2 separate regions of the Homo sapiens genome follow, and region 2 is linked to region 1. Evidence: read pairs that join two places in POLR2A ChIA-PET (ENCODE). Cell type or tissue: B cell. All regions are shown on one strand.

Evidence for each region. Peaks named below come from ENCODE experiments on the same cell type or tissue, not always from the same donor. Only the 100,000 strongest peaks of a DNase experiment are listed, where the experiment ranks them.
Region 2: POLR2A ChIA-PET joins it to region 1 with 7 read pairs; 15 of 35 experiments call an interaction of 5 or more read pairs at or near these places.

The regions. Positions count from the first base shown.
Region 1 is chr1:26,533,038-26,535,537 of GRCh38, forward strand. The region is part of intron 1 of RPS6KA1 (ribosomal protein S6 kinase A1); the gene reads left to right. Among named protein-coding and RNA genes, the nearest start is that of RPS6KA1, 4.5 kb to the left of the region's middle. In B cell, no CTCF peak of the experiment used is centred here; a DNase peak (open chromatin) is centred at 1,074.
Region 2 is chr1:26,681,469-26,683,968 of GRCh38, forward strand. No RefSeq gene overlaps it. Among named protein-coding and RNA genes, the nearest start is that of ARID1A, 13 kb to the right of the region's middle. In B cell, no CTCF peak of the experiment used is centred here; no DNase peak of the experiment used is centred here.

The DNA.
Region 1 (2,500 bases):
ACACACCTGCCCTCGTGATACAGATGAGGAAACTGAGACTTTATTACTATTATTATTTTTTGAGACATAGTCTTGCTCTGTCACCAGGCTGGAGTGCAGTGGCGTGATCTCGGCTCACTGCAACCTCCACCTCCCGGGTTCAAGTGATTCTCCTGCTTCAGCCTCCTGAGTAGCTGGGACTACAGGCCCGTGTCACCATGCCCAGCTAATTTTTGTATTTTTAGTAGAGTCAGGTTTTCACCATGTTGACCAGGATGGTCTCGATCTCTTGACCTCGTGATCCTCGTGATCTGTGAGGCCTCTTGGCCTCAGCCTCCCAAAGTGCTGGGATTACAGACATGAGCCACTGCGCCTGGCCGAAACTGAGACTTCAAAAAGTGATATGAGGCCACGCGTGGTGGCTCATGACTGTAATCCTAGCACTTTGGGAGCCTGAGGCGGGTGGATCACCTGAGGTCAGGAGTTTGAGACCAGCTGGGCCAACATGGCGAAACCCCGCCTCTACTAAAAATACAAAAATTAGCCAGGTGTGGTGGTGCGGCCTATATTCCCAGCTACTTGGGAGGCTGAGGCAGAAGAATTGCTTGAACCCAGCGGGGCAGAGGTTGCAGTGAGCTGAGATTGCGCCGCTGCACTCCAGCCTGGGCAAAAGAGTGAAACTGTCTCAAAAAATAAATAAAAATAAAAATAAAAAGTGATATGACAGACCCAAGGGCAGAATAAGTGGCTGGCAGAGCTAGGATTAGTGGCTGTATCTTTGTGGCTGCACAGCTGTGTTCTTTCAAGGATTGCTATGCAGCAGTCAGGCCAGAGGGGCAGATGACCCCGGACCCAGGACCCAGGCTCTGAGTGGGAAGCCAGCACCCCACAACCCCCCTGACCCCCCTACCAGTCTGTTCTCCAGGGCTGCCTGTTCCCTTACTCTTACAGGTTTGGCGTTCCATAAGAATGACACCCAAGCCAGAGATCCAGGGAGTAGAGGCAGCCAGACTGCCTTAGAGCGGGGGGTCCCTAAGTCATCCAGGCCACTGCTCAAGAAACCCACACCTCTAGGTACACCTACCCCTTCCTCCCCACCCTCAGTAGGCTTGCAGCCACGTGACTTTGGGTTATGGTCACATGTCTGCCACCTGCCTGCTGAGGGACCTCGGTGAGTCCCTTAACTCTCCTGAGCCTCATCTGAAAAATAGGAGTAATAGAACCTGCTCTGGCCTCCTTGCTGTCTTTGCTGGGTTGAACTTTCACTGGATAAACCACATGCTGGACTCTGGCTGGGTGCCAAGATGTTGATGATGGACAAGCCATGGCCCCTTCCCGAGTTAACCTGCAGCATGCTTAGGTTATGGGGGTAGAGAGGAGGGAGGAAAGAACATGAGGCTGTGTGGACAGGGGTGACATTTGAATTCAGTCCTGATAAAAGATCAGGAGTTTGCCAAAGTGACAAGGCAGGAAAGGCTTTCTTGGTAGAGGGAGCCACCATACAAATGCTGGGGATATAAAATAGACTGTTTTCAGGGTCTGTGGTTGTTCAGTTTAGCTCAAAAATAGGGCCCAATGATAAGAATGGCTATTGTTTGTAGGCCAGTTACATGTCAGGTGTATATATTTATAGGCATTATTTCATTTGCTTCTTGCCGCCACCATTGAGGTATGTTACTTTGATCCGCATTTCACAGATGAGGAAACTGAAGCCCCAGTAAATGAACTAACCTTCTAGGGGTCACGCAGGTGGTAGAAGCCAGAATTTGAACCCACAAGGTCAGGTTGCAAAACCTACATTCCTAGTTATTGTGCTGGGCAGTTGAAGATGATGGCCTTGATTTCTATGCTAAGGAGCTGGGACTTGATTCTACAGGCAGTGGAAGCCACAGAGGGGTTTGGGGCCTGGTACATAGAAGGTTCTCAGCAAATGTTGACTGAGTGAGTTGAGTGCAGCAGTTGCACTTGATTTTAGGAATGATGAGGGTTTGGAGTGGGGAAGGCTGTGGGGCAGGGAGCTGGTGGGTAGGCTGTTCTGATCATCTGCAGGAATTATGTCAAGAGTCTAGAATGCTGGGTGAAGTGGAGCTCAGTCTACAAAAGCATCCCTACCACAGCCCAGCCCCTGGGCCCTGACCAACCCATCCCTTCTCCCCAGGCTGCTGAGAGATGACAGTGTGTGTATGGATGTGTGCATGGAGGGGCCTGTAGAACATTTGGCCCCTGGGGAGAGATTAGGGGCATTAAAGGGGCTCAGGGGGCAGGATGTCCTGGGAGTGGCAATGGGGAGCTGTTCCAGGGGCAGGGAGATTATGTAATGGGTAGAGCACAGCTGTGCCTACCCAGCTGTAGCCAAGCAGGGCTACAGCTGCCCCATGGACCCAGCTCCTGGCTCCAAAGTCCAGATCCAGACCTGTTCTAGAGCAGGCCTTCCTAGCTGTTGGGAACCTCCTGTCTGCCTCACCACACTCTCCCTGTTCTAGGAGGGGTGGGGCAATTTCTTTCAGCTTCCAAACGCCCA
Region 2 (2,500 bases), 150 kb after region 1:
CCAGCACTTTGGGAGGCCGAGGCAGGTGGATCACTTGAGATCAGGAGCTTGAGACCAGCCTGGCCAACATGGTGAAACCCCGTCTCTACTAAAAATACAAAAAAATTAGTTGGGCGCGGTGGCACCTGCCTGTAGTCCCAGCTACTCAGGAGGCTGAGGCAGGAGAATCACTTGAACTCGGGAGGCAGAGGTTGCAGTGAGCCAAGATTGTGCCATTGCACTCCAGCCTAGGCAACAGAGTGAAACCCTGTCTCAAAAAAAAAAAAAAAAAAAAAACAAAGTAAAAGTTTAGAATATTCAGTAAGGATCCAGTTGCAGTGGCTCACACCTCTAAGCAGGAGGATTGCTTGAGCTCAAGAGTTTGAGACCATCCTGGGTAACATAGTGAGACCCCATCTCTACAAAAAAACAAACAGAAAAATTAGCCCAGTGTGGTGGTGTGCTCCTGTAGTCACAGCTACTTGGGAGGCTGAGGTGGGAGGATCACTTGAACCCAGGAGGTCGAAGCTGCAGTGAGCCATGATCACACCATTGCATTCCAGTCACTGCACTGCAGCCTAGGTGAAAAAACGGGACCCGTCTTAAAAAAAAAAAAAAAAAAAAAAAAAAAAGGCCAGGCACAGTGGCTCACACCTGTAATCCCAGAACTTTGGGAGGCCGAGGCAGGCAGATCATGAGGTCAAGAGATTGAGACCATCTTGGCCAGCATGGAGAAACCCCGTCTCTACTAAAAATACAAAGAAAAAAAAAAATTAGCTGGGCGTGGTGGCACTCGCCTGTAGTCCCAGCTACTCGGGAGGCTGAGGCAGGAGAATCACTTGAACCCGGGAGGCGGAGGTTGCAGTGAGCCAAGATCATGCCATTGCACTCCAGCCTGGACAACAGAGAGAGACTCTATCTCAAAAGCAAAACAAAACAAAACAAACAAACAAAAAACAAAACAAAAAAAGAAAGAAAGAAAGAAGGAAGGAAGGGAGGGAGGGAGGGAGGAAGGAAGGAAAGAAAGAAAAAGAAATTCAAAAAGGAATTTTGGTCTCTGATTTTTAAGTGTAAAGCTGAAATAATTCAACAAAATTTATTTTTATTTTTGTTACAAATTCTTTCATACTTAGTTACATCATTGTGGTTTGTGGCCTCTGTTGTTTTCCTTTTCCTTTACAGGTACACCAGGCAAGTTCTCCTAATGCCTGGCCCTCAGGGAAGCTTATAGAGTGAGGCAATTTGGAAAACCCTGTTTTGGAACTGAGTTGCTCCTCAATAGCTCCCCATGGAAGAAGGATTCCTAGTACTGTACATCACTGGCACACAACTTGGTCTGGAGTGAGGACTGTGGCTTCCTTCTTGAGGCACTCTGACCCAGGAGATTCACAGACTGGAGCACCAGGTGATCACCCAGGCACCTTGTCCTCCCATGTAATACTTGAGCTAGTCTCCTCTGAGTGTTATAATGACAGACCCAAGAGGCTGCCCAATTTGTTTGCTTTCATTTTGTTTTTATATTCTTTCAACTTTTAGGCTGACCTTATCTCCCTGATTTTCCTCGTCTAGGGAAGAAAATGTGACATATACTGTCACAGGCAAGTTTCTAGCACACCATACCATGTTAGTGAAATGTGCTTCTTCCTTTTTTTTTTTTTTTTTTTTTGAGATGGAGTCCTGCTTTGTCACCGAGGCTGGAGTGCAATGGCCTGATCTCAGCTCACTGCAAACTCCACCTCCCAGGTTCAAGCTATTCTCCTGCCTCAGCCTCCTGAGTAGCTGGGACTACAGGTGCGCTCCACCATGCCTAGCTAATTTTTTAGTAGAGATGGGGTTTCACCATGTTAGCCAGGATGATCCACCCGCCTCAGCCTCCCAAAGTGCTGGGATTACAGGGGCGAGCCACCATGCCCAGCCTGCTTCTTCCTTTTTTCAATTTTTTTTTTTTTTTTTTTGGAGACGAGTCTCACTCTGTTGCCCAGGCTGGAGTGCAGTGGCACAATCTCAGTTCACTGCAACCTCTGCCTCCTGGGCTCAAGTGATCCTCCTGCCTCAGCCTCCTGAGTAGCTGGGACTACAGGCACATGCCACCATGCCTGGCTAATTTTTGTATTTTTGATACAGACGGGTTTTTTCACCATGTTGCCCAGGCTGGTCTCGAACTCCTGGACTCAAGTGATCCTACACCGTCAGCCTCCCAAAGTGCTGGGATTACAGGTGTGAGCCACCATGCTGGACCTTGCTTTTTCCTTTTAAAATAATTTTTCAATATACTTTTATAAATTTGACCTCTTGCCAACAACTTTCTATTACTGTGTACCCAGCACTACCCATATGAATGCCTAAGCAGTATAGAACTTAAGAATTTGTTTTCTTCTCTTTTCTAAATTATTAGGAGTCTAATGCTGTCAACTGGTAAATGTTTTGAGTTTAAGGTAAACATCACATAGTTAACAAATACTTTTACAAATGCTATAACAGACAATTGGGTTTGGGGCCAGGCATGGTGGCTCACACTTCC